Linked DNA regions of Homo sapiens: regions 1, 2, 3, 4, 6 and 7 are each linked to region 5. A link is a loop called in an ENCODE intact Hi-C map of the cell type or tissue named here. Cell type or tissue: endothelial cell of umbilical vein. All regions are shown on one strand. Region 1 has its middle 85 kb from the start of NEK7. Region 2 overlaps DENND1B (DENN domain containing 1B). Region 3 has its middle 34 kb from the start of C1orf53. Region 4 overlaps DENND1B (DENN domain containing 1B). Region 5 overlaps LOC105371677 (a long non-coding RNA gene). Region 6 overlaps CRB1 (crumbs cell polarity complex component 1). Region 7 overlaps DENND1B (DENN domain containing 1B).

Evidence for each region. A loop is a pair of places that touch in the nucleus more often than their neighbours do. Peaks named below come from ENCODE experiments on the same cell type or tissue, not always from the same donor. Only the 100,000 strongest peaks of a DNase experiment are listed, where the experiment ranks them.
Region 1: a loop joins it to region 5, with 7 times the contacts of the local background. A loop is called at or near these places in 63 of 110 quality-filtered maps.
Region 2: it touches region 5 in a loop (4-fold over the local background); 3 of 110 quality-filtered maps call a loop at or near these places.
Region 3: it touches region 5 in a loop (4-fold over the local background); 11 of 110 quality-filtered maps call a loop at or near these places.
Region 4: a loop joins it to region 5, with 11 times the contacts of the local background. A loop is called at or near these places in 45 of 110 quality-filtered maps.
Region 6: it touches region 5 in a loop (25-fold over the local background); 5 of 110 quality-filtered maps call a loop at or near these places.
Region 7: it touches region 5 in a loop (8-fold over the local background); 45 of 110 quality-filtered maps call a loop at or near these places.

The regions. Positions count from the first base shown.
Region 1 is chr1:198,070,479-198,074,478 of GRCh38, reverse strand. No RefSeq gene overlaps it. Among named protein-coding and RNA genes, the nearest start is that of NEK7, 85 kb to the left of the region's middle. In endothelial cell of umbilical vein, a CTCF peak has its summit at 2,107 (motif pointing left); no DNase peak of the experiment used is centred here.
Region 2 is chr1:197,690,269-197,694,268 of GRCh38, reverse strand. The region is part of intron 3 of DENND1B (DENN domain containing 1B); the gene reads left to right. It also overlaps the pseudogene EEF1A1P32. Among named protein-coding and RNA genes, the nearest start is that of DENND1B, 83 kb to the left of the region's middle. In endothelial cell of umbilical vein, no CTCF peak of the experiment used is centred here; no DNase peak of the experiment used is centred here.
Region 3 is chr1:197,867,010-197,871,009 of GRCh38, reverse strand. No RefSeq gene overlaps it. Among named protein-coding and RNA genes, the nearest start is that of C1orf53, 34 kb to the left of the region's middle. In endothelial cell of umbilical vein, a CTCF peak has its summit at 1,898; a DNase peak (open chromatin) is centred at 1,909.
Region 4 is chr1:197,518,120-197,522,119 of GRCh38, reverse strand. All of the region lies in intron 20 of DENND1B (DENN domain containing 1B), which reads left to right. Among named protein-coding and RNA genes, the nearest start is that of CRB1, 250 kb to the right of the region's middle. In endothelial cell of umbilical vein, CTCF peaks have their summits at 785 (motif pointing left) and 2,222 (motif pointing left); a DNase peak (open chromatin) is centred at 759.
Region 5 is chr1:198,463,855-198,467,854 of GRCh38, reverse strand. All of the region lies in intron 1 of LOC105371677 (a long non-coding RNA gene), which reads left to right. Among named protein-coding and RNA genes, the nearest start is that of ATP6V1G3, 75 kb to the left of the region's middle. In endothelial cell of umbilical vein, a CTCF peak has its summit at 2,094 (motif pointing right); a DNase peak (open chromatin) is centred at 2,204; H3K27ac peaks cover 360 bases.
Region 6 is chr1:197,397,874-197,401,873 of GRCh38, reverse strand. The region is part of intron 5 of CRB1 (crumbs cell polarity complex component 1); the gene reads right to left. Among named protein-coding and RNA genes, the nearest start is that of CRB1, 130 kb to the right of the region's middle. In endothelial cell of umbilical vein, CTCF peaks have their summits at 1,436 and 1,638 (motif pointing left); a DNase peak (open chromatin) is centred at 1,653.
Region 7 is chr1:197,524,588-197,528,587 of GRCh38, reverse strand. The region is part of intron 20 of DENND1B (DENN domain containing 1B); the gene reads left to right. Among named protein-coding and RNA genes, the nearest start is that of DENND1B, 250 kb to the left of the region's middle. In endothelial cell of umbilical vein, a CTCF peak has its summit at 1,642 (motif pointing left); no DNase peak of the experiment used is centred here.

The DNA.
Region 1 (4,000 bases), 390 kb after region 5:
ATACACATATATTTGCTAAGATATAACTCTCAATTTTCATCTCTTTAATGAATGCTCATGCCCATAATGACCTAATTCCGATTTAATCTATATCACTAACTTGTCATAGTACTTGTTCATCTTATTTATAATCATAATTTAGCATTGTTAAAACATTTTAATATTAATTGCAGTGATTTGTGACCTCACCCACCTAGATATCTGAAGGAAATCTGATGTGGATTCAGAAGGCCATAGAAGGGCATTCAAAGTTTTTGAACTAGAGTGTAGCATGAAGGAAACTGTGGTTTTTGGACTCTCTCTTCTCTATACAGAATGGGTAAGAATTGGGATGCCATGCTGCTCCCCTGCTTAATATCCTTCAGTAGTGTCCTATAGCTTTCAGCTAAATAATGGTCTGGAATACCTGCCTTTCTACTCTTTCCTACTGCTAACTCCTGCTGCCCCTTCCCCTGTGTTCCATGCCCTTCTCATCTGCTATGTGGAATTGTTTCTGGATCCGTGAACAAATCTTGCCTCCAGGATAAAAGAAAGATGGGCAGCAGAGAAGAAGGAAAACCCCAGAGCAGACAATTATTTCAGAAGAAAACGAAAAGTTCAATCATAATCTATACATAAGCCATTTGCTTTAAAAGATGAAAAATAATCCAAAAACTTTTTTATTTCAAAAAAGATGAGAAATAATCCGAATGAACTTGAAAGCCATGACAAGTTATTGATCAGTGAGCAATAAAAAAGATTTTATATGCATGTAATAGTTAAGTTACCGAAGATGGACTGAGTTAGGCGGAAAAGCGGCCTGAAGAAATCTCTAGCTGATAGGATTGACTAAACATTTGGAAATGAAACCTGAAAGAATTCCACAGTTATTAGCAACTATGTGTAGAGCATTATGATGTTTGCAACTTTCTAATTATGGGGAAATTTAAAATTTTATTGTATTACTACTCAGCATATTTATTTATATAAAATCCTGATACATCTCTAAATTTTTCAAATTTCTATACTAGAAAGATGAAACTACTATAACCTCTGAACTATCTGAAAGAGACACTTAGACTCATTCTGATGGCAGTGACCAGTAAAAGGACAATATGTTATAAAGACCAAAATAGTCTCCTTAGGAAATAGTCCAAAATCTTTCAGGCAAGTGTGGTTCAGTGGCTAAAGGGAAGAAATGGCTTGTGACAACCTGCAAGTGTCCAAAGATAGTTTTCAATAAAACCAGAAAATGGAATAACATTCAAAATGTTCATTTACCCACTGGAGAAGGAGCAAAAATTGGCCAAGAGATAGCTGAGAGAGTCACTTATCCACTTGTAGAAGTCTGATCTTTTTTGAGAACAAATCTTATGTATCTCCCTTGCCAAAACAGGACCCTGGCAGTATTTTGTTTCATGATCTAGACACATGGGTATTCACTTCATAAAAATTCATTGAGCTGTACATTTATATTTGTTCACTTTTATATTTGTATGCTTTACTCAAATTACTATAAAAACTTTAAAATACATTTGCTCCTTTATTTAAATGCTTTGCTTCTAAAATATTGATAAGGGCTCCGGATTTACGATGGCAGACTGAATACATGCATCTACTTCTCCTCATTAAGGAGGTCCCACTGAAAAGACAACAGTGTTTTTAGAGGAATGGAACCATAAGATGGCTGGAAAGTTAGAAGGGCCAGAAAATTTCAAGTTGATGAAGAAAACAAGTCAGGAAAAGTTTTATTCCAAAACATCAGAAGTAAGAATGGCTCTTGTCAAAAGGGTCCTGGAGAGCTATTAGTTCAGAAGCAGCTACCACCAAGAGAAGGAGTGGACTATGGTGACAATTAAATATATAATTGCTGTTGGCATAGCCCAATCATTTAGGCAGCTTTCCTTTGCTCATAGCCTCCTCATACACAAAGTATATGAAGTATATGTTTTAGCCCTCAAGGATAAAACTCAAACTTGCTTTTTTACCTGGAGAAGAATTTAATATATTTTTCAAAGCCTGCAAGAGGAGCAGAATAGAGTCAAAGGTAACGATAAACCATCACATCAGTCACTGAGGAAATTAATTCAAAGAGAAGGCAGCTCCATCCAGTGGTAAAACACACTAAAGCACTCCATCCTATGGTAAAGCTGTAGTAATAACAAAGGTTCCAACAGGTCTGGGAAAATTATGGAGTCTAGAATTAGCCTTCCTATTTAAGGGAGTGGCATGTCATAAAACAGAACTATGAAACTACAGAAGAACCCCACACCAAGCTGGGCATGGTGGCTGACACCTGTAATCCCAGCACTTAGGGAGGCTGAGGTGGGAGGATCACTTCAGGCCAGGAGTTTGAGACCTGCCTGGGCAACATAGTGAGACTCCATCTCTACAAAAAATAAGAAAATTAGCTGGGTGTGGTGTCACACATCTGCAGTCCCAGCTACTCAGGAGGCTGAAATGGGAGGATTGACTAAGCTTGGATGTTTGTAGCTGCAGTGAGCCAATTTTTTATTCAAAAATATAAACAAAAAAATAGGAATTTCAGATACCTCAGCACAGAAAGTGGGGAAAATGCCATCAGAGAAAACAGGGATAATTTCAAGAAAAAAAGAAATGAACTTCAAAATGTATAAATGATTAGAATTTCTGTGGGGGCAAATTGGTAGGCAGTGATAAAAAGGAGCTAAAATACTATCAATGATACATGAAATAAAACAGTAACAATAAAAATTAATATAAAATTGGGCTTGAAAGAAAAGAAAGGGAAATTTCCAAGTGACAGAAGCAAAAGAGGGAATGGAAAAACAGGACCATAAAGAAATACAGTAATGTTGTCACATCAAGAAATGGATCTTAGCAAGGTAGTTGGATTCTAACACCATTCAGGAATAGAAAAAAAAAATCTTTGGTGCATAGGTATGTAGTAATTGGAACTCAGTCCCCTATATAAAACCAGGCTTCTCAAAAGGCTATCTTCTCAATGAAAGACTAGAAAAATACTCCTCAATAGTCTCTGTGTGTAGCAAGAAAATTTATCTTTGTCCAGAGTTTAGGGATATAGAAAAAAAGCATGTCACAGTCCTGTGACAATTTGGAGTTAGAATTTAATCTATTTAGTGAGAGACTCTCTCAATGCAAAAAAATATATATATAAATGTTGTCCCCAGTATGGTCCTACCGTATCCATTTGCCTGGCAGAAGCACATCTAAAACTGTTTTGTCTCAACCCTTCAACAAACAGGACATGAGAACTGTCATAAAAAACCCAAAATCCACTGAAGATTAGCTCATGAACAAAAATTACAAAACACATGCAAAAATGATTGAGCATGAGTAAGAGTCAGAAGGTACAACAAACAAAAGGATTAGCATTTCAGGAACTTAATATACTGCTCATAAATTGACCATAACATAGTTTTATTTAAAATAATTTAAATGGCAAAAGGAGGTAGAAACTACAAGAAACATATGATAGTATTTAAAAAAAACAGAATAGAAAATAAACTGAATGTAATAGCTGGAAATGAACAACATAGTGATTGAGACTTAAAACCAAATGGATGGGCTAAATAACATGCTAGACAGTTGGAAATATAATTAGTAAACTAGAAGACAGACCTAGAAAATACTCAAATAGACAGAGACATGAAAGGATAGAAAATAGTATAGTGAGGTTATAAGGCATGGAAGTAAAATGTGAAGATCCAATGAGTATCTAAGAGGGGTTTCAGAAAGAGGAAAAAAAAGAAGAGAGGCAATGTTCAAAGATTATTGCTGAATTGTTTTTCAAAATTTGTAATGATTTGAATCATAAAATCAGACAAAAACTTAAGGAAAAATAAATACAGTTGACCCTTGTGCAACACAGGTTTGAACTGCATGGGTCCATTTTACACATGGATTTTTTTCAAAAAAATATATTGAAAATTTTTTTTGGAGATTTGTGATAATTTGAAAAAAAGAAAAACCTCACAGACAAACCCCATTGCCTCGAAATACTGAAAAAAGAATTTTTAAG
Region 2 (4,000 bases), 770 kb after region 5:
ATAACTGTATATTGCTTTAAAATGACTTTTAGGGGAATTTTTCTAATTTTTTTTTAGCAAAATAAGGCTAAGTTGAGTGGGTTATAAAATGAATAATTATCCATGAATTGCCATCTCACCTTTCTCTTTGGTGTGATTTCTATTTTTCCTTCCCCCTTTCACATTATTAATAGATAAACGATTTAAAGGAAGTATTGTCAGGTTACTTATTAATATTTAAAATTTAAGCCTGAAATACACTTTAGGATAAGAAGTAGGTATGAAGGTACTTCATTATTAAAATTTTTAAGTTTAAAATTATTGTGTACTAGCTGAAAATATTGAACTTGATCAACATATGTTACCAGCTAGCCTCTTCTCCACCCGATCTTTTGTTATCTTGTTATTGTTATAAGGCTTAATGACAGTTGTAGGCCATAGTTCTGGATGTGGGGGTTATTCTACCCTGGGGAGAAGAGGAGGAAACAGCAGTGTGGATTATGGAAATATGGACTGATCTAAAAAGAGACCTCTTGTAAAAGAATGGAGCTCAAAGAAAAGCTAGGAGAAACTGATGAAAAGATGATGGAATATGATGTGAAAATGATAATTTGAAATCTTTCATTCCCAGCTGCCATGTTTTGGAGAAAAGGAATGCATTTGTATATTAAGAGACAGCTAAAAGAGTCCAGATGAATGGTATTACTTATTAGATATATTTTCATTTTGATTCAGATAAATTATGTGCATTTTAATAGACCTTTACATATTTAGACATTTTAAATCTTAAAGACATAATGTTAGGTATGATATTTCATAAAAATATTTTAAGTAGTATACAATATTTGCTTAATATTTGGGCACCTTTAAATGAACCTAATTTCAAAAATTAACTTCATGGTTGTTAAATTTAAGCATTTTAACTAACTGTGATGGTGAATGTTTTATTTAAAGTATGAATTATTTTGTTACCTTTTAACAATTATTTAAACACACAGTCACATGTTTACTTATGTTTATTTTTCTAGATAAGTGACAATATTGCAGCTTATCTTGGTGAATTAGTACTAAGTGGTAACATACAGCTATATCCTTAGCCTATTTGACCAGACAACAATGCAATCTAGTGGTCATTTTTGTAAAATGCAGACACAGAGTTCATGTGGTTTTAACTAGTTATTGATGTGTTAATAAAGGAAAGGTTGTTCCCTGATTCTAAAGTTTGCAAAAGGTTAGATTAGGGAAAAGTTAGCATGAAAATGTAAAAATAAGGCATATGGTAAGAGGATCATATTTTGAGGGAAGATGATGTTTTTAATTTTGGATGTGCCAGGTATTCTAATAGGAATATCTTCTAAGTAGAAGGAAACCTCTGACTGGAGTTCAGGAAGAGGATGATGGTATGGAATTTACTTCTGTGGATGAACTTACCAGGCAAAGTTTAGGGAAAGAAAAGAATCTCCAAGAACAACTGCTTTTATAGGCCCCAACCTATGTCTTTAAATCCATACTGAAAAATATAATTTGATAATCATACCCTATGACCCTTGTAAATATTTTGGTTTTTAAGAGGTAAACAATATATTTCACTTCCTCCTTTTGATATAACCAGCTAGGATTATTTAATATGTTTTGCATTGCAAATTGTAATAGTCTGAAGTTTTACATGATTGTCTGTGGAGTTATTATTTATAGGATATGGGGCATTAAGGAGGAAGATTAACATCAGATAACTCCAATTTGAGCCATAGGGAATGGAAGAAGTAACAAAATATTAAATTAAGCACAAGAACTTGTTCAAATAACTGCTAATTTCATGTGGTTGGAGTGTGGGATTTATGGAACTTGATACTGAGGCTACAAAGGTAGTTTGGTCAGATTATGAAGAACTTTGTATACTATGCTAACTGCTTTGGCATTGACTAATAGGAAATAACCATAAAATGGTATATATTTAGGAGGCTTCCACATCACATCTATATTTTAAAGAGGTAACTTTAGATTTAGGTGCTTTGAATTGGATAAAAGGAGCCTGTTGGAGACATAGAGACTAGTTAGAAGGCTACGGTAATTGTTTAGTAGAACTGTTGAGAACCTCAACTAGAGAAAGCTTAAAGAGAAAGTGGGAAAGGGAATGGATTTGAGATTTTTTTTTTTTTATTGTGGAGGCACAGATACATGAGATCTACTCTATAAACAAATTGTTAAGTTTATGGTACAGTATTGTTAACTATAAGCACAGTGTTGTATATCAGACCTCTAGAACTTATTCATGTTATATAACTGAACTTTGTACCTGTTGAACAGCAACTTGCCATTTCTCTCTACTCACGGACCCTGGCTGGCAACCAGCATTCTACTTTCTGCTTCTGTGAGTTTGACTATTTTTGATGTCTCATTTAAGTGGAATCATGCAGTATTTGTCTTTTTGAGACTGGCTTATTTCACTTAGTGTAATGTTCTCCAGATTCATTCATGTTGTGGCAAATGACAGGATTTTCTTTCTTTTTTTAAGGCTGAGTAATTTTCCATTGTATGTATATAACACATTTTCACTATCCATTCATCTGTTGATGGACATGTAGGATGTTTCCACATCTTTGCTATTCTGAGTAATGCTACAGAGAACATGGAAGAGCAAATATCCCTTTATGATCCTGATTTCAGTTATTTTGGATAAATACCCAGGAGTGGGAATGCTGGATCATGTGGTAGTTCTATTTTTAATTTTTTGGGAAACTGTTTTCCATAGCTGCTGTAGCATTTGATATTCCCACCAACAGTATACAAGGGTGCCAATTTTCTACACTCTCTCCAACACTTATCTTTGTTTGTTTGTTTATTTGGTTGTTGATAATGGGCATTCTCACAGGTGTGAAATGATATCCAACTGTGATTTGCATTTCCTTCATAATTAGTGATGTTGAGCATGTTTTCATATAACTCTTAGCCATTCGTATGACTTCTTTGGAGAAATGTCTGTTTAAGTCCTTTGATCAATTTTTGATCAGGTCTTTTTTTTTTTTTTTGCTGTTAAGTTATAGGAGTTCCTTATATGCTTTGGATAGTAACCCTTTATCATATGTATGGTTTGCAAATATTTTCTTAGATGTTATAGGTTGCCTTTCACTCTTCAGGATGTTTTCTTTGAGGTGCAGAAGATTTTTAGTTTGATGTAATTCCACTTGTCTATTTTTGCCTTAGTTGCCTGTGCATATGTTTATAAACATCCGTATCATATATCCATGATTGGTGTTGTAGCCAAGAAATTATTGCGAAGACCAATGTCATGAAAGTTTTTCCATGTTTTCTTCTAAGAGCTTTACACTTTTCACGTCTTATGTTTAAGTCTATTTTTTTCATTAAAATATATTTTAATGGGTTTCAAAGTTCTATGACAGATTTTTTTTTGGTCAGGTTATTTCCATTAAGAAGTAATTATTTTAAAGACTAACAACTTAAGAACTCTCACACAAAAAAAACCCAAAAATGTTCCATAAAATGTTCTCCTTTCCTTCGGAAGGTTTTATAATGCATTGCTATCATTAATCAGTTTTTTACTATTAAACTTAAAATGGCCTATTCAGGCAAATACTTCTGGGACTGTTCTTCAACCACTGAATAAAACTAGGGTGCAGGTATTAGGGATAATATTCATTTAGCCTCCTGAACTTTCCAGGCAGACTTGCTGACCTTCCCAACTCTAGCAGCCCTCTTGTCCACTGCTTTGAAGACACCCACAGCAACTGTCTGTCTCATATTATGAACAGTAAAATGACCAAGAGGGAGATGGTCAGAGAAGCTCTCAACACTCCAGCAACCATCTGAACGATGGCAGCATCACTAGATTTCAAGAATTTAGGGTCACCTTCCAGCTTCTTACCAGAGTGGCAATCAATCTTGCTTCAATCAAGCAAACTTGCAAGCAACATAAGCTGTGTGACAGTCAAGTATAGGAGGATAACCAGAACCTATTTGGCCTGGTTGGCTCAAGATAATCATGTGAGCAGTGCAGTCAGCT
Region 3 (4,000 bases), 600 kb after region 5:
CTTTAGTAAATATGGCAAGTTTTCCAAAGTATACATTAATTTTTTTTACAAAGCATTAAGTAAAATCCTGACAGCCAATAGAAGAATAGGTAAAAGACTTGACAAAAAGGATTCCAAGTAATAAGAATAGCACAACTTTTGAAAATTGTAAGTCTTTTTAACCTTAACATTCTCTGATGCAAAGAGGAAAAAAGTTATTCTGTAAGTATATTTAAAATGTTTGTCTCAAGCTAGCCAATTCTCTATTATATGTTCTACAAAACAATTGTTTAAAAGTTATGAAATAAATAGATACATCAATGGTTATGTTTTATCTGTAGCATAGTGGTTCAGAAGTTGAAAATACATATATTATTTTTCATTAAAGTCCATATTTTTAAAAAGCTTATTTACTTCACTTAAATTTAGAAAACAAAATATTTCAAAATCTCCAAAGTGATAGTATCTGGTTAAATTGTCTTCAATTTATTCAATTAATAATTAATAACCAAGTTGAAAGCAAACCAATAAAAGGGATATTCAGATAGATTTAACAATTATCTTAAGAGTCCACTACTTAAAAATAAATAAAACCAAATTTTTATAAATATATAAATTTTTTTACAAATTACAGATAAATGGAATACACACACACAAAGTCCATAATCACCTAACAAAGCTCCTCCTTTGTAGTTTTTATTTTAGTGTTTGGAAGGAATGTTTAGTGTTTAGTTCTAAATTATTGCAATGCAAGACTGCAATACAGGTTAGGCTGTTATCTTGAATGTAAAGAAGTGATGATGAATGCATTGAAAAATAAGTAGTGAAAAAATGCAAGGCAGTTGCAGGAATAAAACTCCATGAGCTCTTGACCTCACATATGTACAAATTAATTTAGCAAAATAAAAGAGCTATAATGTTAATGTGGCCTGGATTTTAAGAAAAATGCTAATTTTATTCTCTTTTCTGAGAGTGCAAAGGATAGAGAAAAAAAGTGAGGAGAAATAGTTCTGTGACTAAAGAGATTATAAATGGAAAATATGAGGTATTTTAAGAGCAAAAAGCATATGTTGATAAAGAGAGAGAGAGAAAGAGGGAGAGAGAGAGAGAGTCCTTACATATGTAAGGTCAGCCTTACATTAGTGTATTCTTGCTGAATCTTTGACTGACATACCAGATGTTCATCACAGGCACACTTTACTTCTATTATGCTGATTTATGCCGTCTAGTTTTGTTTGTTTTCTATTTGTGTTTCTACGGAATCCATTCTCTTGTGATAAATGTGGAAATTTTGGTTGTTTTAATTTTATGATTGTACCCTCCATTATCTTTGAATTCCTCTAACTGGAACATTATTAAACTTGTCTCTTATAAGTGCTGTACTCTCATTTGTCATTGTACTACTAAAGGACCTTAATCCTTTGGTATTTGAGGTATTCTTGGAAGTCCTTTTAGGAACATGCATTTCACTGATGGATTTGACTGGGACTTTGGAAATATAATGGTTTTATGTTAATCTTGCCCATTAGTGTTTTATGTCTTAAGACTAGAGACTTGGTTCCTCCTCCTGAAATTTTTAGCCCTATTTCCTATAAAGACTCATAGCTAGCTTGATTTGGTGTCTGCAATAAGTAAGAGATTTGGTCACTTATCTTTTCTCTCTCTTGCCATTGGGTGGATTCTATGAGCTGATTTTTCTTTGGCTTCCATTAAACACACTTTTATTTCTAGAATTAAAGACAAATAGATAATCTCATCGCTATTTGCAAATATTGGTAGTATTTTCGTATGCAAAGGTTTAAAGAGAATTCTTGGAAACCAGCACAGTAGAAGTAAGAGCAATGCAACAAAGCTACAGGAAGAAATGTTGGGCTTTGTATAGAGAGTTAGCATTCACAGTTTTCTAAACCTGCCTCTGGGAGGCAGTAGGGTGTAGAGGTTGAGTACGGCTTCCCGTTGACTTCAAATCCAATACAACCACTCGCCTGTTGTGTGATCTGTGCCTTGGTTTATTCTGTGAAATAGGTATAGTAGTAAATCCTCCCCCATTGGGTTTTTGTGAGGATTAAATGAGATACTTCCTGCCGGGCACTTACAATTCTGTCTGGTACAGAATAAACGTTCAATAAAAGTTAGCTTTATTATTATGGAATAGGCTGTCTGCTTTTGTATGTTTTCCATCATTAGAGGAATTTAAGCAGAGGTGAAATAATAAATTGGTAGAGATTTCATAGTTAAGATTTAAGCATTGGATAGCTCCTTCAACCCCTCAGATTTGTGTTTCTATTATTTTGTTTCCAGTGAATATCAAGGTATCTTTCATATATGACAATTGGTGGTATTAACCTATATAACATGCTTTTTTTTTTGGTAGTTCAATTCCAATGATACAGTCTCCTGTAGTCAATCTGGGACCTCAGAGTACGGCAAAGAAAACCACTGCTTAAGTCCAGTCTACATGCTGACCTTATGAAGCAAACCAGCTATAGATGCCAGAGACCTAAACAGATAGACTGTGAATTCAATTTGAGGAAAACACTGCAGAACGGTTCTTTTGATAATTTACAATCTTTCCTATCTGATGGCAAAAATTAAAAAGTGTTATAATATTCATTGTTGATAAGACATAAATGGGAAAATGGACACTGTAATATATTGTTAGTGGGAATATAAATTGCAAACATTTTGGAAAGAAAGCTGTCAATGTCTATTATAATTTTAAATATATATTCTCTTTGACCTGCCAACTCCACTTTTAAATGGCTTTCCTATATGTGTGTATATATATGTATATATGTGTATATACATACATGTATACACACATACATATATACACACATACATATATGTACACATATATACATATATACATATATATACATATATGCATATCATTATTTAAGGCCACATTAAGAAACCTCTATTGTGGCATTAATTGTGGTAGTAAAAATATGGAAACAATATAATTATCTATTAATAGGGCAATATTTAAATGCGGTAAGCTCTTACAATGGAATATTATTAAGTGACTGTTTAAAAAAATGATTTAGATTTCTATCTATTGACATGAGAGGTCCGTGATGTACTGCTAAGTGAATAAAGTAAGTTCCAGCATAATATTTATGGTATATTTGATGTTTGAAACAGCAAACAAACAAACAAAAACTTCAAATTGCCTTTGCATGCTTTTATATGTAAAGGGAGAAGTGAGGGTGGTCACCAGGTCGATGACCTGGGTTACCTCAGTGTTGGGGCTAAAAGAGAATCAGTGTTTTCTATATATGTTTTTGCATTTTTTTACATGCAATAAATGAAATTTTTTGGAATGAAAAAGTAGAAGGAAATAATTTTATTTAAAGAACTTAATAATTACAAAAATGTACCTATTATAATACATGCACAATAGGAACATGCATTTCACTGATGGATTTGACTGGGACTTTGAAAATATAATGGTATTATGTTAATCTTTCCCATTAATGTTTTATGTCTTAAGGCTGGAGACTTGATTCCTTCTGAAATTTCTGGCACAATGCAAATTTCTTGAGAAAAATAATCCCACTCTCCCTTCCTGTGCTTATCATTATTCCTTTTTCTTCTGCCTCCTCTATAACTTTCTTCCTTATGCTTTTTCATTCCCACTTCACCTCAAAAAAATAAAGTATTTTTGTGAAAATGGAAACATATTACCAGTCAAAATGTTTTACAAGTCTGAAAGTGATACAAAAAGCAGTTCATTTTTTTTCCCTTTTTCACCTCAAACTCTAAAAATATTTTGTAAAAAACTATTTTTAAGTAGAATACAGGCCCTCCAACTCTTATACGGTAAAGTTCTGCCATTTCTAGTGACATAGAGCTTCCTAGATCATGCTGTTCAGAAAGAACACAAAAACCAAATGCCTTCTTCCCTTCCTTCCTCCCCCCCTCCCTCCCTTGTTCCTTCCTTCCTTCCTCCTTCCTTACTTTCTTCCCTCCTTCCTTCCTTGTTGATAAATATTAGGAGCAGCAGCAGTATTTCTTC
Region 4 (4,000 bases), 950 kb after region 5:
ACTTGCCTTAAAAAATGAGATTTATAGCTTGCCATTTTTAGAGCTAGCCTTTCTCAGGCTAGTTCTTGGACATTTATTTCTTCTGGGTCTCTCTGGACTTATTTATCTAGCATAGTTATGATGAAAACAGTTCTGTTCATGAGTCAGAACACTTGGGTTGGAGTCACATTCTGTCACTTATGATTTACCTTGTCTTGCCCAAGTCACTTTGCTTTGTTAATCTTTTGGTTTCCTAATATGTAAAATAGAGAAAATGTTCACCAAATTTGTTGTATAGTAGATATTTAAATGAAATAAAATACAGTACATAAAGTAGCTAACACATTGAAGCAAGTCAATCATGGGTAAGTCTTTTAACTCTTTAGTTATTACCTATACAAATTAAAACACATCTTTTTAAAGCTTGTTTTGAATTATAAACTGCCATGCATTTTAAGATGTCACTATTATAATTATACATTATTATTTAATTTATTCACATATTATTTCATGCAGGTATTTTTTTCTTAGGCTGCAAAATACATAAGCTTGGGGATTTGTTGTAGACTTTAGATAAGCAAGGTAACACTTCTGGATCTCAGTTGCCTCAACTGTAAAATGGAGGGTAGTACAGATTGTACCTACTTTCAAAAAATTTATGTATTACAAGCATCTTAATTTTCTTATGTCTAAAAAGTTATATTTTCTCATTCGTCTGCCTATATCCCTTATTCCTTCCCCTCCCAAACCCCAGGAATTTAAATTTACCCTGCATTTTGCCTTTTTAATATTTGTCTGCCACCTGGTGATCAAAATGGTAACTGCAAGGTTAACAGTCTCCTTGGTGCATCAGGGGAGTGATTTTCATCATTCTACTTTCTGATTCACTTTCTGGAAACCATTGCAGTGAAAAGAAAGATTTATTTTGCTTACTGTAACGAAACTAAACTTATTTCTTGAGATCTCCTCAGACATTAAGTTCTATGATTTTGTGTCTTGGTCCTTCTACCTCTGTCACATTTTGTGTACATTTTCTTACATTTTTTTCTTTCATATAAAATACTTTTCCTTCTTGTCTTTACCAGTATATATTTTTTCACTTAGTGTCCACCTGTAGGGTCAGTGTTTCTAGTAGAATATCTCCTCTAGTAAGTTGTATTGCATGCTGATAGCCTTTTTCATTAGTTTAGTACCTTTTCACATTCTTAGCAAGCATCCCTTGTTATACGAATGTTCACTTCATGAATTTTTACATATATTAGATGTGTACTTGACATTTTACATTTTCAGGGGAGCAAAACTTTTACAATTATGTGTGTTTAGGCCCTAGGAGCAGTCTAATTGAGGTTGTGTGACATCCAATTCCCCATTTTATTCTTAATTCTTTGTATCAGAATGATATAAAACTTTGCTTATTTTGTTTTCTCATGATGTATTTTACATCCAAAAAAATGTACCCTTGTTTTGCACAGTACTGTCTTTCAAGAGAGTTACTAATTTGCACAGCATCAACATGACTAGTGAAATAACCAGTGTTAATGTGATAGCTACACCAGGTCTGTACAGTTCAGAAACTTCTATACCTTCTTATTTGATCTCAGAATTTACCGATGTTTATAATATGTAGTTACAGTTATATTATTAGCTGACTGGACCTATTTTTTCATTATTTAGGAACATCAACAATTTGACACTACTTATCAGTATTAATGGTCATTTAATGTAAGATTTTCATCTATGATCAAAAAGTTTATCAATTATGTTCATACAATGAGGAATAAAGTTTTTATTTATAACTGCTCTACTATATGTAGTATTTTGGCATTTCACCCTATATTTTTTAAGTGTCTTGAGAAAAGGGAACATCTTTTTCATTTATTTTGTTATGCTTCACAGCATGGAAGGCAGTAGTATGCATGTAATAAGTGCTTAATGGATGTTGAAGTGAAGAGATGCTAAGAACTGAAAGAAAAATGAGATACAGCTACTGACTTTCAGGGAATACGCAGTAGCAGCTTTCAGTAGGTTCTCAATAAATATTTCTTGATTAGATGGATTTCTATTGCTCTTCATTATCAGGACCTGTAAGTCCAGAGGCTATCCCATGCCTGCCTGCCCCTACTAAATTCTCATCTCCCATACTTCCCTGCTAAATCTATGATTTCCCCCACCTTACTATTATAATCCCCCTTGAATTTAAATTTCCAGCTTTTGCCTTCTTAATATATGTCTGCCATCTAGTGATTAAGAGGATAACTGCAAGTCTTAATGGGCCCCTTAAAAAATCCCATGTACCAACATAAGCCCCAATCCACAATGCACCAATAGTTACCTTTCATTCCTTAGTATTTGCCCTGATTGTCCCACCACTGGACATTTGCACATATTGCTACATCTTCCATCATCTAACTAACCTACTAACTTTTCAGAGCTCAACTCAAATATCTTTCAGGGAAAGACTTCCCTTGACCTCCCACACTAGGTCAACTTCCTGAAGGGCTTTCATAGCAATCATAGTTTAGTACAAATTAACCGAAGTCATAATTTTTATGCTTATTTGTATGACTGTTCAATTTAATTCATGTCTCATTTACTAGAATATAATATCCATGAGGACAAGGGGCCTCTTCTTAGTTATCACTGTGCTCTAGCGTGTAGCCCAATGCCTGGCACAAAGCAGGCATTTCTTTAATCTTTGTTGAATGAATGAATATAATACCCTTCTGTGCCTCATGGACACTAAAAATGTTTATGTCAGTGAACTAGTATAGTACTTTATCCTTTATGTTTTTCTTATCAGTTCATTAATAGGTTCTCAGCAAAAACTACCTACTATGTATAAAGATATTCATTTATTCAGAAAACATTTCTGCCTGACCTAAAGAATAATTTTACAATAAAAATAAACTTATGACTCATATTTTAATTAGCTCATTAATTAATATGGAAACCCCAGTAAGGTGGTATAAAGGACAATCTGAAAAAGAGAAACACTCGAGTACTGAAATGTATATGCTGACAGATACAAAACCATAATATCCACAATGTAATAATTACATCTTCACTGGACAAAATTTACTTGCATCTCTATGGACAAGAAACATTTGCATTACCGTCAGTCTTTCACAAGTTAATTTCTATCTTTACAGAGCTATAAAAATAGAACCTATGAATGGTGCAGACCTGTATAGTATCAGAAAAACCTGGAAAAGAATGCTAGACAGCACTCAGCATTCCACTGGGAGGATAGCAATATTTTTTTTGCCCATTTCAAAGTCTTTCACAGTTTTCCCGACAGTCTCCCCACTTGTGTTCATAATAATCTCTAAGATTGTTCTTAGTCACAAAAAGAAGACTGTTCTTACTAGATTTGGCCTATTTATGTTGGGGCAACCAGAAAGCTAATTAACCATTTAAGCCTTCTTGAGTTTGCATTGTAAATCTAGAGCCATGCAGTATTGACTAGCTAAGCCTTCAGAATTTCCTTACTTATGTAAATTTTCATAAGAAACCTCAGATTGAGCCTATATAGTCTCTGCTATTTGCTATCTTGAAGCTAAGCAACTAAGCCCAAGAAAACTTGCCACCATATGGTTTACCTGAAACATCTGTAAATTAAGGTGAGTTCCTCTTGAGATTCTCCAAATTTGCTAAGGTTCCTGGTTTTCTAGAAAAAGGCCTTCCTTACCCCAATAAGGTTGGACTTTCTCAGGCAGACAGCATGTAAGTTTTCCTGGGAGGGTTTTGTGGGCATTAACTGCATAAATACAACAACCTCTTTGTTCCATTCTAGTGGATTGTCATTACTGCCACTTAAGATAAGGCGTTGGTTATACAATTTGTCCAATTATATCCTGGCAAGATAGTTGAAGACAATGAAAGATGCAGAGCACTACAAAACTTGATAACCCCCACAGGACCTTCTAGACAGCATTCATAATTCCACTGGTCAGACACCTCATAATCATTTTGCTCCTTTCAGAGTCTTTTGCAGTTTTCCTGGAACTAGTATGTATGACAC
Region 5 (4,000 bases):
TATGGGGTAAATTAATTCATGATTTGTTGTTAAAAAACAGTAAAAACAAAGTAAAACACACACACACACACACAAACACACAAACACCTCTTTCCCTAGTCTTCCTCAAAATACCCACAGGAACCCACCCAATAGAATGGCCTGAAACAAAATACTTTTGTTCAAAGCCAGCAAGTCTGGCAAAGCTGCAAGCTCTGCCCATAGCTACCTGTATCATGGGTAGCTGCAGAGAAATATGCAAACTGGCAAACTGGGTACCTTTTACTGTTTTACAACAATATGTTTTATTGTTCTCTCGCTAAGTTCTTTGCCAAGGGCAAAGAGTACTGAAGTAGCTAGCAACAGCCCAGACACAGCTGTCAGCATGAGCCTTACCACTTCTGGCATTGCTTTTTTAGCCAAGAGGCACTGCAATTGCTTACCAATAAGTTGTGATGAGTTGATAATGCAAGTAGACTAGATCATAAATATTTTAGTATTTAAGCATGCTTTTTCATTTACGGTGACTTAGTGCTGCAATGGCAAAGGACTTTCCCCTAGGATAGGCAATTAGGGATAGGTGGAAATGCATATTAGAACATTTATGATAATGAGAAAACTACTTTTAATTGAGTACATTAAGGCTGATCTACAATGATTAAAGCAAAACTCTATTCAAAATGAAGCTTTATTATCACATTTTAAAACCTATACTATGAAACAATTTTTAACTGAAAAATATTTATAAAATACAACTTTGCATCTCTAGTAACATCAAAACCAAAGTGAATTATCTGAAATGAACAAGAATGGGTAGGAAAAAGAAATTGATTACATATGACTAGCAGCAATTGATATAAAGCTACTCAATACGTTAATGGATCTCTGTACTGAATTTTCATCCACTCTTTAGGAATTCTCATTTAGTGTTTGATACTTCTGAATATTGTATTTAAGGATATTTCATTAAGGCTGGATTGTTTACAACAGTCGTAATTATTGTCCCATTCTCTAGATAACTCTGACACCATGGGTGATGACGCTCTGTATGAAACTTTGCATAAGGCTTTCCCTGCTTGCCTCTCTTGCAGGCAGTGTGAGTGACCCTCTCTCCCTATGTATGCATTTAATTCTTCCTCCCCTTACACTCACTTCCTAACCCTACTCCTCTTCTTACTGTTTCAGATCTAAGCTCTCAAAAACCCCTAAGGAAAAAAAAAGGCAAAGGCACATGTAGCTTTGTCAGTGCATTGGAGGGTATGAGACAGGGTTTGAATGCTAATTCGGCTACCCACTCTAAAATGAGGCTAATGATACTGCACAGTGTGGTTGGGAGATGAAATAACACATGCAAGGGCTTTTAAAATTTTAATGTGCAGAGAAATAGAAAACATTATTCTATTTCAATTCTGAAGAAAAATATGTAAATATGTCACATTTTGTCCCTTGATCAGCAATGGTTCCAAATCAAGAGTGTCTTAACTATGCCTGTTTCCCTCATAAATTTTACATAAAGTTCTGAAAATATTGCCACCATTTTATAAAGGAATGGACGGCAATCAAGGCAGAAACTGTTTGGAAAATAGAGGTTTGTTTGTTTACTTGAGGTGGAAACAATTCTCTCATCTATGTGTTGTTTATTCTCTTCAGTGAACATTTTCCTCTTTGTATCTCGGTTCTAAAGCCTCTCTGAGAACGTATATTTCAAAAGCACATGAAATAAAATCACATCGATCCTCTGTTTTACTTCATCTTGTTTGGGTGGGAGGAGATTTAATTTATATATGGTTGTGATTTTCATCATCTATCTTATGAAGCACCGTTTGGTTTTATTTGTGGGTTAGTTTCATCCTTAATACTCTTAAAAATAAAAGGGATATATGTTTTTGGTTATGTTTTGGGGGTTCTTTTCAAGCTATACTTTAATCAATGACTTCTCACATCAGTAAATGTGATAAAACTTCAATACCCAATCAACTTGTAATAATCCAAAAAAGAAAATGCTAGCCTGGATCAGCTAGGTGACTCTTTTAAACATAGAATTGAAGATAATGTGTTAAAGCCAATGCCTGATTTAAGGTATCTCCACAGTTGCTCCGATAATTCTGTTTTGAAGCACTAGATGGCACTATGAATTCACTTAATTTGGAACCAAACTAGCCCATCCATAATTTCAAAGAGAAAAAAAGATGAGACTTTTCCTTAACTGATTTGATAGTCTGACACATATGCTTAAGGAAATGAATTTATATGATGTAACAGTTATTTCATTAAGTCTCAGTGAAAAAAAGCATTCTCTTTTGGCAAGGAAAATGTGACTGTTTCTACAAACACAAACCAGTCAAATCAGCACTCAAAATCTAGTCAGAGAAAAAAAGAAAGTCAGACATGCTTGTTGGGCAACTTGACTGCTTTTTGACTGACTTAAATATTTTCTTGACTACTTGACAGTCAAAACAGTCAAGCCAGTTTGTGTGTGTCAATACAGACTGTACTTTATATGTTACAAAGTGAATGTCTATGTTTGTTAGATTTCTTTCCTGCCATCTTTGTAGTCTGGCTGGTTAGCTCAGCTGGTTAAGGCAGTCTACTAATGAGGCCAAGGTCACTCTGGTTTCCATTCCTGCCTTGGGGGATATGTTCTCCTCACAGAGGGAAAGGCTGCTCTTTGGCTAGGAACTGCATTCTTCACTCTGGACAGCCATCTCACAAATGCCTGATCTTAAAAGATTACTGCATATGGAAGTCTACATGATCAGAATAAACACATCATTATAAGAAGATAAAAACAACTCAAATTGTATATTGTATTAACAGCAGAACCACGATGTCATTTTTCTAAAGAAAGGACTCAAGAGAGTCCTTCTAAAATCAGCTTCATTAACTAGCGAAATTCTATTTCTTGTCCATCCATTCAAATATTGTATATTGTCAAGAACTTGCTTAGGCAGAGAGCTAGCTACTGGAGAATAGAGTAAGGAATAGCCTGTATCACAATGACTTCACAATATAGTGAGGAAGATAAACAAGCAAACAAATATTAGATAATGTGATAAATACTACTATAAAGGTATATACATAAACTTCCAAGGAAGGGAAAATAAAGTCTAATTTCCAGGCAGTTATATGAGCTAGATCTCAAAGAACTGACATGAATTCAACTACAGTATATGGAAAAGGGAATTCCAGGTGAAGAAATAGTGTGTGAAGACAGAGAGATGTCTGAGTGGCATGTCTGCAAACAGAGAAGTGTTTCCTGTGCCTAGAATTTTGAGTATGTGGTAAGAAGTGGCAAGAGCTGAGCTGGTAAGATAAGAGATCTAAATAAAATCAAGGGAGTTTTCCATAACCTAAAAACTTTATGAAATCCAAAGTCTAAAATAAATATTCAGGAGTTCCTGCTAATAAAAACAATTGATTAAATAAGAAAATGGGGGGAGATTAGACACATCTTTTGTCCAAAGAATCCCAAATTATGCAGAAAAGTCACCCCACCCAAGAAGGTGGAGCATAACTCCTCACTCCATGTAAGTCATACGGTGACTTCCTTCTAAACGGCACAATTCAGAAAAAGTGGGGAGGAATAACTTTACCATAGACAAACTTGACAAACACACCTCAGCCAGGTGATCAAGGTTAACATTAATAGTGATAAGTCATTTTGATTGTACTTTATGGCTATGGTCTTCCTCCCCAAAACTCATAAACCCAACCTAACCATGATATCAGGCAAATCCCAACTGAGGTACATTGGACAAGATACCAGTACTCCTTAGCTAGGCATGATGGCACATGCCTTTGGTCCTAGCTACTCAGAAGGGTGAGGCAGGAGGATTGCTTAAGCTCAGGAGTTTGAGGCCAGTCTAAGGCAGTACATCAAGACCCCATTACTATGTAAAAAAAAAAAACAGATTTAAATATACTTATTTTTTTAAATGCAACTACATCTCAAAATTTTCATAGTCATCAAAAATTGTCACAGTCAAGTGGAACCTAAGAAAACATGACAGTTAACCTATAT
Region 6 (4,000 bases), 1.1 Mb after region 5:
TTTTGAATATAAAAGACTGAGACCCTGAAATTCTGTGCACAGAGAAACTGTCATTCAAATTTGTAGATAACAGAAAGAGATACTACTTATGATAAGTGCATAGCCTAAAAATACTTAAAGATAAACTTCATGTGACTAAGGGAAAAATTATAATATCATTGGGAAGAATATTAGTTAAATAGCATAAAATAGTACATTATCAAATATTAGTGGGCAGATTATTAAAGAACTGGTCATAAACATTAAAACCAGTTCAATTTGAAAGTATGGCTAAATCATTTTGCAAAACAGAAGACACAAAATACGACAAATTGTTCAAGGTTATTCTTCAAAAATAAATTTCCAAAATGTTAAAATAATAATTGGATGACAACAATTTGTTCCCAAGCTCATGATTATGTTAGCAAAGACCATGCTATCATGGAAAAGATGAAATTTTATTTAAAACATGCTAAATTCTTTGTCTTACATAGTGGGCAATCAAAACAATATGATTTCACTTTGACCTTGGTAATTAGAGGAGAATAGATTAAAACATTTAAAAAATGTTTTTAAGTTTAAAAGTAGCCTAATGAAAACAAAATATGGAAATTCCAGAACACTGGTGGAGATAAACATCAACAAAATAATATACAAAAAATACAAAAATTATTTTTAAAACACCAATTTAAAAAAACCCACACTCTACAATAACAGAAAATGAGAAGGTAGGAGCAAGGCACTACAAATGGTATAATAATAGCTATATATATGCTTAAACACAGCAGTAAAAGGCAAGGACTCAAAAATTGTATTACAAAAAGGAAGTTTAAAGATATTGTGAGGTAGCAATTTATTCGGATACAAAACTATATATAATATAATTTCAATTTCTCTGTGTATATGTATGTGTGTGTTGGGGAAGGGAAGAATAGAGAAAAACAGAGAGGAAAAGAAGGGAAGGAAAGCAGAATAGATATACTAAAGTATTTTTAGGTGTGCGATTAGAATTTTTAACTTCCTTTATTTCTTTTCTATATTTTCCAAATTTTCTACAATGAATATGTTTTACTTTAATTTAGAAAAAGATAACAGACATATTTCAAAACAGAAACACAAAAGCTTTTAAGTCTTTAAGAGTCAAAAGGAAACTTAAATCAGGGCTGGATAGTATCTGAGTGAGAAACCTTAAATCAGGGCTGGATAGTATCCGAGTGAGAAACCTTGTACATCAAAGTGAGGAGAGGAGTTTCTGTTTATTTTGTTTGCACATTTTATAATTTACTCTGGAAGGAAGAAGCAGGATAGGTTTTGTAAGAGTTCCAGAGATACAAAAGAGATTTAGTTAGGAGTGTATAGTTTCTGTTTTTAAAATGTGTCTTTGTGTATTACATCATCATCATCATCATCAAAAAAAAAAAAATGCTCTTTTACTTCTGGTTCTGCTACTCTAGAGGCCAAGATGGGAGGATTGCTGGAGCCTAGGATGTCGAGGCTGCAGGCTGCAGTGAGCCAAGATTGCGCCACTGCTCTCCAGCCTGGGTGACAGAGCAAGACCTTATCTGTTTTAAAAAAAAAAAAAAAAAAAAAGCTCTTACATTCAAAATCTCTGACCCTACTTTTATGGCACAATGCTGTGAAGGATGCACCACCATCTAGTGGTTACTCCGGTTAATTGCAGAACAATTGATTGATGGATGAGTTCATTTATCCATTGGACATAAATAGCTGTTTGAGCACTTGCCATGTATAATATTAGGCATCTAGTGAATCTTTTGGTTTTATTGACTTGGTCCTCACATGTAGTAGGCAGAGTTCTATATGACTCTATAGCTCCCAATGATCCCCATGTCCAGGCATTCACATCCTTGGATAAGCCCCTCCCCTTGAGTCTGGACTGGAACTAGCAACTTGCTTCTAATCAACAGAATATGGCAAAGGTCGTGAGATATCACTTCAGTGATTATGTAACAAAAGATCTTGACTTCCACCTTGCCAGAAGACTCTGTTTCATAATGACTGTGGTCAAACTGCCATTGTTAGAGAAGGCTCACTGCCACCAAGAAACTGAGATCCTCAGTCTAACCACCCTGAAGGAATTTGTACCTGCCAAAAACCACACACATGAACTTTGAAGTGGACTAATTCCCTGTTGAGCCATCAGAGGAGACCCCAGCCCTGGAGGACACTTTGATTGTAGCCATGTGAGAGACTCTGAAGCAGAGAATACAGCTAAGCCATTATCCACTGAAACTGTGAGATAATAAATGGACATTATTTTAAGTTGCAGAGTTTTGGGAAAATTTGTTATGCGGCAGTAGTTTACTAATACATGACAAAAACTTGATGAGGAAAGTAGCATTATAATCTCTATTTTATAGAAACCTAAACTCAAAGAGATTGAACGATTTAACCAAGCACACAGACTATGGCTAGCAGAGTCAAAATTCAAACTCATATCTACTTGATTTCTTACACCATGTTCTTTCCAACAGTGTAATGCTGCAACCCTATTTGACTATTTCCTATAAGCCAGGCACTGTAAAAAACACTCATGTTCCACAGATGAAAGACATCAAGGAGCTGACAATCTTTTGTGGGAAAATGACAACTAAACTAATCAACAGTTGCATTAAAGTACCCTAAATGCTACATTCATTAGAGTGTTATAAATGTGACATTAAAATGTCCAAAAATGTGCATCTAACAGCGTGGAGTTAGGGGATAAAGGTGGGCTTGAGGGAATGGGGCTAATCAAGGAAGATTTCCTCAAGTAGATGGCATCTGAATCATTTCATGGAGGATGAATTGGAAATAACAGATGAAGAAGGTGAGCATTGCAAGTGGAGAGAATAACATAGAGAAATACATGGAGACTTGAATCCTTCTTTACTTCTGAAAGAAATAGACAACTATTATACATATATATAGTCACATATATAGTCTATATCTGCATATTACACACACACACACACACACACACACACACACACACACACACAATCATTTCCTGACCCCAGCTCCTGGCAATCTATTATCTCTGTTGTCCTTGGGATTTTACCCCTTCCAGAATGTCATATAAATGGAAATATGTATATATAGTGCCTCTACTCCTTCCCTGGGATACAGATTGATTTCTTTAAATATCTTCCTGATAGGATTATCAAACTTATTATTTTCCAAGCTGAAATAATCACTTTATACCCAAACCTCTTCCTTTTCTTATGTTCGCTGACTTGCCGAATGACTCCACCATTATTCAGATTGTATAAATTGACCATAAATTTGACCATTCATCTAACAATTCTATTTCCCTGTCCTAGCTGTGTTCAATGTATTGCCAAGCCCTACTGATTCTTTCTTCTACATCTCTTTAATCTATCCTTATCTTCCAAAGCCCTACTATTTGGATATCCATCACTTCTCCATATCATCTCCCAACCTACCCGCCTTCCTTCAGTTTTGCCTTTTTCAAATTTATCTTCCAATTGATACAAAGGTAAATACCCTAAAATACAAAAGTGATGCCCTTGTTTACAATGCTCAACTTTACTTTAAAACAAACGAGTCATAAGTAAATAGAAAATGAGAAAGGTATTCTAAATATGGGAATCTAAGCAGCACCAATATTTAGGGGGTTGAGGAACTTTTCATCACGCTAAGAATGCATGATTAGGAGAGAGCAGCATTGTGGAAGAGAAAGGGAAAATATTTCAAAGGAGAAGTTATTGATTATGCTAAAAGTTGTGAGAAGTCATAAGAAGAACTGAGGATGAATTTTGCAATCAGAATGTTTTTGCTGACCTTAACAAAATGAGTTTTTTGTGCAGTGGTGGAGATAGAAACTGGATTACAGTAGGGTGAAGAGTGAGAAACTGGGGTTAGGATGGACATCTCAGAGGCAACAGAGGTCCAGGTCACTTCCACTTTTTTAAAGTTGAGTTTATTGATATGTAATTCACTTATAATTCATCATGTTAGGTGTACAAAGGTATACACTGTGCGACTACCACCACAATCG
Region 7 (4,000 bases), 940 kb after region 5:
CGCCCGGCCATAAGAATGTTTTAAGCATAAAATATAATCTGTGATTTTATATTTTTATCCATTATACAAGGTGATATCACACTTAGAAATGAAACTTTTTGTCTTTTTGGATCTTTATGTATTTAATGGTTTATAAAACATTCTAATGGATTTGTGGAACATAGCACAATAGCTATGAGTTCATTTTATAGTTGATGAGTAACATACTTTTATATTTTAAAATATGCTCAGAAGTCATATATACTTTTATGCATGCAGAGACTTACAAGTAAAGCATTTCAAAGCCATGTTTTGATTGAACAGGGACTTAAGAGAAATCTCAATATGTTAGCATCTTATTTAAAAATATGAGCAATCAAATAGTTTATTTTTATATATAATAAATGTCATATTTTAAAATGCTACAGATGTAATTTTCTGTGAAACTTATAAGAAAAGAATATCTTAGGTTCTCTTAAATTACTTAGTTCCTAAGCATAAGAAAAGATGGGATGTCCACACCTAGTAGGGTGTGGTTTATAGTATTGTATTTATGAAACACTTTCATTCATAGGAATTCATTGGACTCTGGGAATAAAATAAATGTAATTAAATACAATGTTTCTTGTTCGGATGATGTAATAGATTTCGGAAAACTGTATACTTGTTGGGATCTTTGGAAAAATACTATCTATTGAATAGTTTGCCTTACTGGTCAGGAAAGAAATGGTGTACTCAGTGTTTATAGAGGAGAGTAACCACTTACTTTTGACCAAAAAAAAAGTGATTGTAAATCAAAAAAAGAAAGATAGTTGTTACATGGGGTGAGAGTGGGGCAGAAAATTAGAAAGAATACTTTACTTTGTAAAATAAACGTTTACAAAATAATACAAATAATTGAATCAAATCATGATAAGCAAGACAATCTTTATTTTTATCACTGTGTAATTTGGCTCAGTATTGAGAACACTGTTATCAAGCTGAAATGTTAAAGTAATAAGAAAATATTGTAAAACTTCAAGCGATAGGCCAGGCACAGTCGCTCATGCCTGTAATCCCAGCACGTTTGGAGGCCGAGGCAGGCGGATCACTTGAGGTCAGGAGTTCGAGACCAGCCTGGCCAACACGGAGAAACTCCATCTCTACTAAAAATACAAAATTAGCCAGGCATAGTGATGCATGCCTATAATCCCAACTACTCGGGAGGCTGAGGCAGGAGAATCACTTGAACCCGGGAGGCAGAGGTTGCGGTGAGCCAAGATCATGCCAAACTCTGCCTCAGAAAAAAAACAAAAACAAAAAAAAACCTTCAAGTGATCAACTCTTTTGAAATAAGTTAAGTGAATGTTCTTCTTTTAACACACGTCCATGTCCATAAAAAAAATACTGCCTAAATGAAAACACATTTTAGCAGTCAGCGTTCCAAAGATATATGTAGACTAATTATATTAATACTAATGTCAATAATTTATAAATTGATCTTTTGAGTTCACTTTGAAAAATACACTCTCCATATTGTTAATGTGACAGAAAGTTATTTTTCTCTTTTGTTTCTCTGTTGAAATAATATTAATTTCCAAAATATTAAATTTGATTATAATTAAATGTTTGTTTTAAATCAGTTATGGATTACAAGGGTGCCCTCTAGTGGACATTATGTAGTACTTTCCTTAAAAGAAGATAGTTACACAAAAAATTTTTAGCGCCTTTCAGAATAGTGTGTCTTTTAGAAACACAACAGAATACACATTGAGACCTTTATATTGTCATAAGATTATTCAAGAACATAATTCTATCAAATAAATAATTCAAAACCAGCTCCTTTCAATAACTTGCTTGGACTTCATTTTTAAAATGTTTAGCTCTGCTGAACAATACTAGTATATTAATAACATATAATGGAAGATAATCTTTTTATGTGAACATGTTCAGTATATATTTTGAGACATTTTAAAGTTGACATGTACCTTAATGTTGTAATTTTACTCTTCAAATTTATTGCCAGAAATGACTGACATTTATTACAATGTCTTGAAACAAAAACAAAGGTACTCAATTTCTCCATTTAGTAAATCTAGTGAATACTACCATTCTAGACTTTACATCAGTAATCACATCATTAATATTTTTTCCTCCCTATATTCTGTCCTATTTGACTTTGTTTTTTTTCCCTGTTGCCTTTTTTGTTTGTAAGGGGTCTTGATTAAATTAACAACAGTTCTCTATTCCAAAAGTGCCTACCTTTTGTAAACAAATTATTATTGTTTTCCAAGAATCTTAGGATAAAGAAATGCTGATTTTCTTCTGGTTTTGAATATAGAGCTGCTTTTAAAGTTTGTCAGAGATCAATGCTGGTGTTGATGAAAGGAAAAACCAGTCTTTTCTTTGTAGGGCTACTGCTGCTGCCTATTAGTGTCCCCCAAGAGAAAGGAATTTTCAGAAATGTCAATAGATCTCTAACTATGGGGGTATAATAGGATCTTATAATTTGAGCTGGATTTGTATCTGCTACACATTGTTATATTTCCTAACATGTTTTCCTAACATAAAACACTAGAATAATACATAAATATCTTAAGTTGGCCTGTGCGCCTATACTAATTACAAAATAGGACTATGTTTTTCAACCTTCTCTGAAGTTTCTTTATGGCTTTTCTAACATATGAATATAATATCAGTTATTTCACAGATCTGTTCTCTTTTTGCCTTTATTAGTGTCTTTGACGTTTATAGTAAATGCTTTTGAAAACTAGTATTATTTGATTCTGACACCAAAATATAATTGCAATTTCTGTTAAGACCTTTGATTCATTTAACACCAGAAGCATTTTAATACTCTACTTATGTGTGATTCCACACATACACATTTATGTTCATTATATATTAATATGGTAAATCTGAGAAATAAAATGCAGCTATAATTATTTTACTAACAAATATTTTAACCCTTAGCTGTATATTTTTTGAAAACATAATTTACTAAGGTGATTGAAAATAATATGGTTCTTTTCTTCAGTACTGACTTCTAAATTATTTATCCCAGCTAGAAAAGTCATCTTCACATTAGTTAGTGAGAGGAACTGAATTCTGTGTCTTACTGATAATACAGTAGACTTGTCATGTATTAAGAAACCTTTTTAAATGTTGAAATATTGAAACCCTGTCAACAAAAGTGAAATTGCAAATAGCTTACCATTTATCAAAGGGTTACTGACTTATTTATTTTGTTTTGAGAATACTATTTAATAGTCTTATAAAACTTGTATTTGCACTGATCAATAATCTTTTGGTCCTGAAAAGTTAGTGCAGGGTCTTTGGTAGAATTTGCATTTTCAAATATTAAAGACCAGAAAAAAATAATGAAACAATGTATTTTAAAAATTTAAAATTGATATAATTACTTGGCATATGAACTATCTTTAAAAGTTGGCTAAAAGTATTAACAGTTCACAACCATACTACATATAAACACAGGTGAATAATGAGACCTCCTGTGAATACAAGACCTTCTTTCTACCTATTAACACACTTCAGTGAGAGACAGTCTTTTAGAATCCCTGATAGAGTGCTGCCATTGAATGGGTTTTTATGTAGTTTCTGATTAACAATGGGGAAATGAATTATAAACTACTGTGTTTCTGGGATCTTTTAGATAGAAACTAAACTTCCTAATCTGTGTTCAGTAAAAGCAGTCTGTAAAGGGGTCAGTTCTGATTTCTCATATTCTCTCTAAAATCTAATATGCAGATTTCTTTAGTCAAATTCTAGAACAGACCCCAACTTAGCATTAATAAGCATTTAATGCATTGTGAACATAATGGACATACCATAATGGAGAGTCTGTCTAATTCAGTTCAACACAACCAGTATCTAGCGTGTGCTGGTTTACAGCTTTCGAGATTGTATACCTCCTCTGAACACCTACTTTGTGCTAGGCCTGCTGATCTAGAGCTTTCAAGATCACTTATCTCCTCTTAACTTACTAAGGACCATTATTTACAAATTCAGAAAGACTTTACTT